Linked DNA regions of Homo sapiens: region 1 is linked to region 2. The links are chromatin loops, found by intact Hi-C in ENCODE. Cell type or tissue: heart right ventricle. All regions are shown on one strand. Each heading gives the region's core, and the rest is flanking DNA. Links, peaks and the distances in the headings are about the cores only. Region 1 overlaps BACH2 (BACH transcriptional regulator 2). Region 2 overlaps BACH2 (BACH transcriptional regulator 2).

Evidence for each region. Hi-C counts contacts between places; a loop is a spot of excess contacts. Peaks named below come from ENCODE experiments on the same cell type or tissue, not always from the same donor. Only the 100,000 strongest peaks of a DNase experiment are listed, where the experiment ranks them.
Region 1: it touches region 2 in a loop (2.1-fold over the local background); 27 of 110 quality-filtered maps call a loop at or near these places.

What each region holds. Positions count from the first base shown.
Region 1 is chr6:90,227,991-90,233,370 of GRCh38, forward strand. The region is part of intron 3 of BACH2 (BACH transcriptional regulator 2); the gene reads right to left. Among named protein-coding and RNA genes, the nearest start is that of BACH2, 66 kb to the right of the region's middle. RefSeq lists an enhancer at 3,508-3,652 and a cis regulatory region at 3,580. In heart right ventricle, for the core only: no CTCF peak of the experiment used is centred there; DNase peaks (open chromatin) are centred at 1,964 and 3,020; H3K27ac peaks cover 3,566 bases.
Region 2 is chr6:90,284,699-90,290,078 of GRCh38, forward strand. All of the region lies in intron 1 of BACH2 (BACH transcriptional regulator 2), which reads right to left. Among named protein-coding and RNA genes, the nearest start is that of BACH2, 9.5 kb to the right of the region's middle. RefSeq lists an enhancer at 848-1,348. In heart right ventricle, for the core only: a CTCF peak has its summit at 2,385 (motif pointing right); a DNase peak (open chromatin) is centred at 1,053; H3K4me3 peaks cover 1,250 bases; H3K27ac peaks cover 1,381 bases.

The sequences.
Region 1 (5,380 bases), core at 87-5,086, 57 kb before region 2:
GTTCCACTTGTAAATTACCTGTCTCTTTTTATCCACAAAATAACATCTCTGTTTAAAAATCTATTTAAGACTTACTGCAAAAATGATTTCTAGATTAATCCAGTACATTTGCAAACTTGCCAACAAATTTACACTTCTGCTTTAATATACTTTTATAATCCATCTATATTTTCCAGTTGATTACATTAATCTGACTTTACTAAAATCTCTGAGGATAAAGTCTGAGTCAATTCTTCTTTACATAATCTCCAACTTTCCACCATATCACTATCTATCTGTAAGACGCTATCAGCCGTTAAACACTACAGGCACATCAGCTGCTGTCTCCCAATAGTGAGGCTGATGGTCAGCCATTTTGGGAAAAGAACCATAGGTGGATTATTACTATAATGCATTATGTGGAAGAGGTGTTTATTTTGCTCCTGGAAGAAAAAAAGCAACATGTATTAAAATCATAAAAATGTTTTTAGGTTGGGCGTGGTGGCTCACGCCTGTAATCCCAGCACTTTTTGGGAGGTCAAGGCAGGCGGATTGCTTGAGACCAGGAGTTCAAGACCAGCCTGGGCAGCACAGTGAAAAGAAACTTTGTCTCTACTAAAATTACAAAAATTAGCCAGGCTTGGTGGCACACCAAGCTATTCTGGAGGCTGAGGCAGGAGAATTGCTTGAACCCAGGAGGTGGAGGGGGCAGTGAGCCGAGATGGCACCACTGCACTCCAGCCTGGGTGACAGCAAGACACTGTCTCAAGAAAAAACAGTTTTAAAAGGTAAAACAACATAAAAAGAAATATTCTATAGTGGAAATAAGAGAGTCAAATGAGGCTGAGAACTTTACAAAGGGATCTTACAGACATGTCGCCAATATCACTGCATGAGCCTAAGTATAAGAACAACCTTTGGGGAGAAACCATCATTTGACAGTGAGGTACAATTCCAAGTCAGGTAGTGAAATGGGTGGAATTAAACTCAAATTAATCCTGCCAGCTGAAACGCAAGAGACACTGTCAGAGAGTTAAAAAGTGAGTTCTATCCATGAGGTGATTCCACAGTCTTCTCAAGTCAACACATCTGTGAACTCACAGACCAAGTTCTTAAACCACTGTTCAAACTCTGCTACACATCAGAATCACCTGGAGAGCTTTACAAACTCCCATTGCCGAGGTCACATCCCATACTAATAAAATCAGAGGCTGGGCGGTGGCTCACGCCTGTAATCCTAGCACTTTGGGAGGCCGAGGCAGGCGGATGACCTGAGGTCGGGAGTTCAAGACCAGCCTGGCCAACATGGTGAAACCCCGTCTATACTAAAAATACAAAAAATTAGCCGGGTGCAGTGGCCAGCGCCTGTAATCCCAGCTACTCTGGAGGCTGAGGCCAGAGAATTGCTTGAACTTGGGAGGCGGAGGTTGCGGCGAGCAGAGATCATGCCACTGCACTCCAACCTGGGCTACACAGCGAGACTTTGTCTCAAAAAAAAAAAGAAAAAAAAAATGTCTGGGGTGGAAGCCAGGCCATCTGTAGCTCTTAAAGATCCCCAGGAGATTCTAATGTGCATCAGAGTTTTAGAACCACTGTCCTAGACTCTGTCAGTACAAGATTTTGCTCAATGAGGAAAAAGCACGATAACTTACATTTAAGTTGGTGACAGGTAAAAGCAAAGGTTACCTCTGAAACTTTTAAGTAGGAAATCACTGCTTTGGCTGCAACAAGAAGTTTGTGCTCTGATTCTCATAATTGGTGTAGCATACAGTCTTTAAACAGCCCTAAATGAACTTGCGGCTTTGCGATTTAGACTAGGAGAGAGAAACTAGGCATGGTGGTAGATATGAGCCCAGATAACAACTGAATTGTTGCCCATTGTGCCGTCGAGATATTTGGCTTGAGAGCCTACAGCCTGGATGCAAGTCCTAGGTCAGTCATCTGCTGGCTGTAGAGCTACAGGCAACTCTCCAACAACATAACCCTGGTATTCCATCTGAGGCAGTGGTTCCCAGCCCTGGCTGCATATTAGCAAACCTGGGTCTGGGACGCAATCCCCGACATTCTGACTGATCCAGAATGGGGCCCCAAGATCCTTATATTTCTAAAGTTCCCCAGGTGTGGTTATGTCATATGAGTGAGGAGAACCACAGGCAGAGAGGTTTTGAGAAAGGATGCTGAGGCCATACTACGTGGGTTCAAATCCCTGCTCCACTAGTTACTAGCTATGGCTCAGTTTCCTTATTTGTAAAAACGGAGATAACTGATAACACCTCCTTTGTTGTGAGGCTTGACTGACTGAATCCATTTATTGATCTCAGTGGATTATTGTACGGATTTGGCATAACACCTGGTACATAGCAAATGTTCAATTTTAATCACATGCATCATACCTATACATGTGTACATGTGAATATGTCCTAAGGATTAAACAGTTTGATGCATATAAAGGGCTTAGCACTGTCTCCATATAGAAAATACTCAGTAAATATAAGCTGAGCTGATGCTGACAGTACTGGTCGTAGGACAACTTATTGCAACTGACTGTCTTCTGTCTGGAATTTCATCCTTTCCTCACTGCATGGCAGCCTTTGCTTCAGAAAACCACAACTTTAAAAGGTATGGGGATAAGAATAAATCATTTTTTCTCTTTCTTTTAATTATTAAGAGGTCCCACTAACAATGAACGGTACTTCTACTGCAAAGTTATGATGGGAATGTGGGCTTAATGGCAAAGAAAAGCGATGTGGAGACCTGGCTCTGCCCCCACATGATGATAAATAGCAGAACTTGACAGCCAGAGGAAACTCAGCCCCCTCATTTCCTAGGGGAACCCAGAGTTGAAATGTGTTTTGCTCAAGATCACAGTGTGAGTGGCAGAACTGGGATCAGACTTAGGAACAGAGCTCTTTAGTTTCCAGGTTGCTTCCATTGATCATCCCTGGTGAGAAGCATGCCTGAGAGGTGCATTATCATGTGGAAGATGCTGTCCTTGTGGTCAAGGCCAATGTGGGGGATGAGGAATGTGGTACCCTGTTTCCCAATTGCTTCCTTCCTCTCTCTGCCGAATTCCCTTCCCTGGTCCAAATTCCACACCCTGCAGGCCATTTCCAGCTGAAAGGGAGGACACAGAGCACTAGAAAGCAGCTGTGGTTTGTTTGTGGCCAAACTGTTTTCTTAGGGGTGTTCAGTTCCAATTTTATAACAGAAGACAATTATGAAAAGGGTTTAATTTCCCAAATTTTCATTACATACAACTGTTTAGAGATAGGCATATATAAATGGATATGTGCATACTTTTTATCTATCAAGGACAGGAAATCCTGTCTTTCAGTTGCTAAGTCTCAGACTATTCCATCTGAGTATTTTTGCTGACAAATGTGACCTTGTCTAGGTTCTGCGGGAATTTAAAAATTCCCTCAATGTCATTTCTACTTGACCTTAGCAACATGACCAAACTGCAAATTCAAATGCCATTGAGTAAAGGTACAACATTCACATCCTGTTACCAAAGCGTTCTCCAACTCCAATCCAGTGACCCTGGGCCAGAGCCTAATCCAAAAGATTACAAAGCAACTTTCTGATGAGTTGTCATGGCAACCCCTAGATGTTAGATATTTCATGTCATCCCTGGGCTGCAAATTCTCATTTTTAGTCTACTCATATCCTACTATTTCATGTATAACAACCAACCAAAATGCAATTTGAAATGTCAGCTGCCAAACATAATAAGAGATGCCACTTGCTATTATAGCCAATAATAAAAGATTTCTAGTTGCTTGTTTCAGAGATACAGCAAATCACTGTGTATTCTAAGTCCACTGGGCTGGTCCTCAAAGTGAGGCTATTTAGCTAGACTTCCTTAGTTTTTATTTAATTAGTCAATATTTAAGAGAGCCTTGGAGATAAAAAGAATTCTAGTGAAACCTAGGCATTATTATTTTCCAAACAGGAGGAAATGTACTGATCTTCAGACTTTCAATAGACATGATATATTTGGTCTGAGAGAGAGAGACAGAGAGAGAGAGAGAGAGAGAGAGAGAGAAGCCCAACCGTTATCTAAACCTTTTAAGGACACAATTATACAAGAGTGCCTTGCAAGGTTTTCAACTCTTTATAACTGGAAGAGAGGAAAACACTTATTACTGAAATCCAGATAATCAAAACACTTTGTTTTAATCAGCAGTTTCTACCCTTTTCACATTCTATATCAATTCACAAGGAGTGACCTTCATCTTAGGTATAATGGGGTCAAAACCTACCTCTGCAGGTGTTTCTCCCTTACCTGCCTTAATCTGTGGCCCAGGTTAAGCACACCTGCAGGCAGGCTCAACCCAAGATAGCCAGGAGTTCTATTATGAGTAGACTGATGTAGAAAGATCTCTCTTGAAATTCCCTTTAGCTGACAAAGCATTGAAATCACCTCTGCAAATAGCTGGAATTGTGTATTTATTTTTCTTTTCTCTGTTTAAAATTTAGCAGAAATGTTAATAAGAAAAGAAATGTCCAGTAGATGAACAACAGGCCCAGAAGGAAAGAGAAATGAAGACCAAGATAATACACAAACCAGATTATCAATCTTGAAATAATCCAGAAGTAGACATATGATAGATCATACTATGTGAGTTTTTCTAATCCTAAACACAAAGGGAATATAAAGAGGTGTGCAGTAGGGCTGCATGTCAACCACTTTAAACTAATGCTAGCCAATACCTGTGTAGAGCTGCAAACTATTTTTCTGCTAGAATTTTAAGAGAACTTTTAAGTTTTGAAAATTGATTCCCATGACACTTCTCTTTCCGTCTTCATAATAGCTGCCAAAAAGTTCAAAACCACATTTATGGCCTGTCTCTAAGAAGTCCTTAAATGGTCTTTCTTGACATCTTTTATTAATTCCTAGCCTCATTTTCTCACTTTTTTGTTGTCTGCTTTAGTGGGGAGTATCTCTGAGGCCAAATTAAAACTTTTTACAATAATACAGGTGTATTATTCAACAGATAGCCTTCATTAAGCCTCAAATATTTATGGGGGCTTCTCTTCCAGACCATCCCTCTTTGATCCATGAGGCAGGAGATATCATGTTTCAACAAGAATTTGTTTCAGTTCACAGAGAAGCTGAAGCAACATCAATTTCTCATACTTGTTTCAATCACATTTGGAATTGATAAGCTAAAATAGAGAAGAGTGCTATGCTAGGAAGCTGGGATCATGAGGAGGTGAGAAGCCACCTTTTTTTTATTTGGGAGCTTGCACTCATGACTTTGGCCAGACCCCAGAAGACACATAAGTTCCCTGTGGTAAAGTATTTATTGGACTATCACCCAATCCTTTCTTCTACATGAGAATATCACTTTGGCAGATGTACACCAAAGCCTTCTCTGGGTATAAGTCTTCAGCCTGC
Region 2 (5,380 bases), core at 187-5,186:
AAAAACAACTTTATACTTGGGCAAAATCAAGAGATTAAAAAAAAAAAGCTCAAACTAACATTTTCCAACCTTTCACTAAGAGCAAGGGCTAAAACCACATGTTTTGAAGGTCTTGCACTGTGTTATTATTAGAAGTCACAATTCTATTGATACTGATGAGTCATTCGTATCGGCGGAAACCAAGAACTTCCATCAACATCATGTTACACACAGTCACTGTGGCTTTTCTTTATTACTGGTCAAAGCTGCTTCAGAATGCTTATTGAAACTTAAGAAAAAGAAGGCAAACTCCTCAAGGGTGTGCAAAGCTTTCCCTTCCCCAGCTGATCTTACTTTAATCATCCTTTTTCAAGACAGTTTATGATGATTGGATCAACTTGTATCTACAAAAGGAAGTTTATTTAGAAGCCTCAGAAAAGCAACATTTCACACTTTCCGATGAAAATAAGCAAAACTGAACTCTGAAAACAAACAGTGAAACCATCTCTGAAAATACATGCTAGCTTTAAAATGACCTGAGGTCAAGTTTTTTGTTTTGTTTTTTAACCTCAATAACAGGGAACGGATATAAACAAAAGCTGTCATCACTTAGGGACTTCAGCCACATAAAACAATGTCAGGCTAGTCACTTGCACCCTCGCCCCTGCTTCCCTACTCAGGACACACTGCTTTGCACTGAGGGAGAAGTGGGTCAGGTTTCAGTTACGCCAAGAAAGCCTAACTAAGTTAAAGGTTTATGAAAACTCTTTCTGATCTTAGTAGGAAATAACAGCACATTCCCTTTTCATTTATTATCAGCCCCTTTTGCCTCTCCCCTTAAATATTCCCAGAAAAATAAAGTGAAGCAAAAAAAAAGTTTTCCTGAGGCATATCCAGAAATGCTATGAATCTTTATGCAGTCCCTACAAAGGTAGAAATTTGTCCAATTTTCTCCCCTGCAACCAGAAGGCTGTGTCTGGCTGCTGGCAGGAGAAGAGGACCCAGCTCAGCAGTGACCACAGATCTGAAAATAGCCTCCCAGTAGCTAACCAGCCCAGCAGCCCGGAGCTCTCCAAGGGCGGTGCTGGTACTATGGGCAGTTTACAGTGCGGCCAGCTGAGTGCTACAACAGCTGCATGAGTCAGCAAGCACTGCTGGTAGGAAAGTGCTGACATGCTAAATTACTCTCGTGTACTTGAGATGCACACACCTACCTGGCAAAAACAAAAACAGGGTACATGCAAATTAGCAAACGGGAACCTCTCTACGCTTGCAGTTTCTATTTTCCAAGGTTAGACCAAAAATATAAATAATCTATGCCACTGCTCAAAAAGAAGTAACAACTAATAATAATTAATCATGGTAATAAACAACTCACTCTTAGTGTTGCTATGTGTGGAACAGCTGCACTGAAATCTCACGAGCCAGTTAATTTTAACTGGTTTTAATTTTAACTAGATTTAACTGCTTTTCCTCCCTTCTGAAAAATCAAAATAGTTACCATATCGACCACAAGAACTGGTAACAGACAAGCACAGTTCCTGTTTTTCAGAGGGGACTTACTTTCAAACCCACAATATCAACACGCTTAACATAAGTGGAAATTTAAAATGTACTGTTTAATGTGGGAAATTTAAAACCTGTATGCTAATTGAGATCTCATGTGCCAGGCTTTGTCTGACAATGCCTCTCATTCATCTATGTTCTCTCGTTTTATACGGGACCTAAAAATCTGCAGGAACACTGGTTGTCTGGAACTGAGAATACATTTTCCCACAGAAATAGGGCCAGGCCAATGAGCTAGGATTCCTTGATAGTCCGTGAAAATGTCTTGAACTTAAAATATGAGAGGTTAAATTTATAATCTAAAAAGAAAATGATACTACAATGATAGTTCCAAAACCATTTAAAAGAAAATACTCTTGATTAACTGTGTTTGAGGAAATGTCTAACTACAGGAGGATGAAGGGACACAGTCTTCCAAGTGACACTTTCAGACTTCAACTTTAGGGTCATTCTGGTTCTCTAACATGGTTTCAATTGATAGTTTCATTTAAAATGCATAGAATTCTCTTACTTTGGCATAAAGTATTGTTAGAAAAAAAATCTTTATACTTACCGGTTTTAAGTACTGTTTTGTTCTCCAAAAAAAAAATTGAGACTTGGAAAACAAAAAAGGAGGAGAAACAAGTACAAAGAGGGGGTACTAGAGAGAGGGAAACAAATTAAGTCTGGAACAAAGAAAGACACGGAGGTATAACTAAACTGCAAAAACAAAGGAGAGGTAGGAACTAGAGGGCAGTTCCCCGCTAGACAGTGTGTTCCCAGAGAAAGAGGACTCTTCATCATACCCAGCTCTGGAGGTGACAGTGAAGTCCTGCAAGACAGTTCCACAGACTGGCACTAGATGGAGCCATCAACTCAACATAGCATGGTTGCTGGAGAAGGGTATGGTGGGGGAGAGGTGGGACTGAAGGGCGTTGACTCTACAGCCAGGTATTTACCTGCCAACAACTCTATCTAAAATAAGTATAGTTTAATTAATCAACCAACTCTCCTAATGTCCAGATGTCACCACCATGCTGACACCACTATGCTTGTGGTATGTCAAATTGGGACACACCAATTTTGAAATAAATTTATCAATTCAATTTGTATCAATGCAACTGGGGTGGGGAGGTAAGTGAAGTTGGATCCGCTGCTTTTTTTTTCTTCTAAAATTCAACATGCAAAGATAATATAGAATTTCAGGTTCATTGCTACTGAATAACAAAAATCCCTAACCACAAACCAAATGGCTTTCCCTGGAAGCTTTGTTTAAATGTTAAATAACATACCATCTTGCTATAGAGGTTTATGTGATCAACTCCAATGTACGGCAAAAGGCGGGAAATGCTCACTGACAAATGTATTATTAAAAATAATCTTCTCTTTGTATTTTAATACTACTTTGATTTAAATACTGTAATCCATTTGCCTATATTCTCTGCCTAGGGTTGTGTTTATTTATCACGAGCCCTCTCTCCATTCAGAAATGGTCTCCTATCACCAGGTTACCAGTGTGCGAAATTCTATTGTTTTTATCTTTAGGGTTTTACTTCTTTGGCTTTGTCTCCTATTAACATGCTGATGCTTCAGAAAAGTAACACATTAAGTATGCTCAGTTACTTATATATTAGTAAAACTGTGTTCATAAAATCTTTCTCTGAGATTGGTTTTGGAAGGGAAGGACAAGGACTAGTTGAGGGGACTGGGTGGCCAAAAGGTAAGAGAGCATGAAACAAAAAAGTGAGCACAGAAGGAGGATGGGGGAACTGGCTGCAAACCGTGCCTAGCTTCTTTACATCTGGGACACGGACCATCATCCCTGGCACTTATCTTCCCAAGAAAATGTATGAAAAGGAAGGGTTAACTCTGTCTACATTTTCCTCTTGCTGAATGGGTAATAATATCTTTCACAGTTAATTTCATTTTTTTTTCAGTTTGACTCTTCAGGGCTTATTCATTTGCATAATATGGAATCTTGAACCCACATAGATATTCTACAAATCAATGCAAGTAATTCTCACACTAAATCAGCAGCTTTAATTTAAGCTCAACATTGTTTGCATAGAAATCTTTATGCACTCATCTGCTTGATTTTTTAAATCACTTAAAACCTCCAACACTGACACACTAAGCATCTCCCATTTAGCTTTCTCCAAAATTTGAACTAAATGCTGAAAAATAAGCACAGTACTATACATTCATACACTTGATCATTTCCCAAATTGAGCTTCAAATGTGTGCTTAATGTTTCAAGTGGCTCCTGAGAATGATGCTTCTTGACTAAAGATGACAACTTCGGTGTCTGGCCCAGGCAGAGCTGAGTCAGCATTCTAAACAGTGACCCTGCAAACCTGAGGTAATTGGGGGTTACTGCCATACCAACTGCCTGAGTCCTTTAAAACCATTCAAATCTCCAGCTGAGAGTTGCAACATGCTAATCTGGCAAGATAATCTCTTCCTGAAATTGACCAGAATGAGAACAAAGGTTACCTCCTTTTATCTGTTACTGGTAGCTAATATTTCTAATTAGGATTTCTGATGGAATTAGTTCTGAATGAACATCTTCCTCCTTGGTAGAATACTCTACCTCTTACAGGTATAGTTTTTTACCTTTTCCTACCCACCAAAAAAACAAAAAACAAAAAACAAAACGCAAAAAACAAATTCCCTCCACCTAACAAGAGGGTAGGAGTGTGAGTTACAAGTAAACCCTGGAGACAGAGCCATGGTATTTCAGTTATATGCCTAGTACTTCTTTTGCCTTTATATGCATCACTTTTACTTTCCGATCCCTAAATGGACACTAAAACCTAAGGAATGCAATTATTAGAAAGCAGGCCATGTGAAAGACAGGAGATATACTCACTCAGATTTACTGAGAAATTATTTTTTAACTTTAAGATAGATGTCAACAAAACATCCAATATTTTAGAGTGAGATGACCTTTATTTCTACTTCTGGGAACTGCTAAAGAGAGTTCCAACTTCAAATGAAGAAGAAAAGGAAAAGGGAGAGCCATAACATGGTAAGAGAACAGGCCCAAGCATCAGACAGCTAGTGTCCAACTCCAGTTCTACCATTCATTAGCTGAGCGACACCTATGCTGCGGCTTCTAGTGATCACACCTAGCCCTGGGTTGTTCTGAGGATTATGTGAGTTAATATGAGCAGCACACAGAGGAAGCTCTCAATACAAGTTAACTATCATCAAAGAAAAAGAAAATAGAGGGGTGTTAGCATGAAGTATAATCAATTTATTTTAAATAGATGCTGTCAAAATTCCTTAATTTTGCATCTAAGAATGGTCTAAATAAGACGTGTCCAATCTTTTGGCTTCCCTGGGACACACTGGAAGAAGGAGAACTGTCTTGGGCCACACATAAAATACACTCAACACTAATGATACATGATGAGCTGAAACAAGAAAAATAGCAAAAAACAAAAAACAAACAAACAAAAACAAAAACAAAAAACCTTTGTGTTGGTCCGCATTCAACACGCAAGAGGCCTGCTGGCCATGGGTTGGACAAGCTTGGAATAATCTTCGGGCCACAGAGGATGGAGACCCTCTGCTCTGGAGTAGCCAGGGACTTCAGACAGACTATTTAGACTCACTTTTTCACCAAAGGCCCTACACACATCAGCTGACTGGGAGAGAATATCTTTGTAGCTTCTGATCATTCAAATATTGTCAAAACCAACCTAAATATGTTCAAAATAAGAATGTTAACTTGTATTTTTTCCAAGTATGGAAATGAACAGTACTCTTGGCAGTTAACTTCTGTTTTTATCAGGTTCTAAAGACCCAGGTAAATAAATCAATTCTGGACTCTGTATACAGGAACTATTATTTG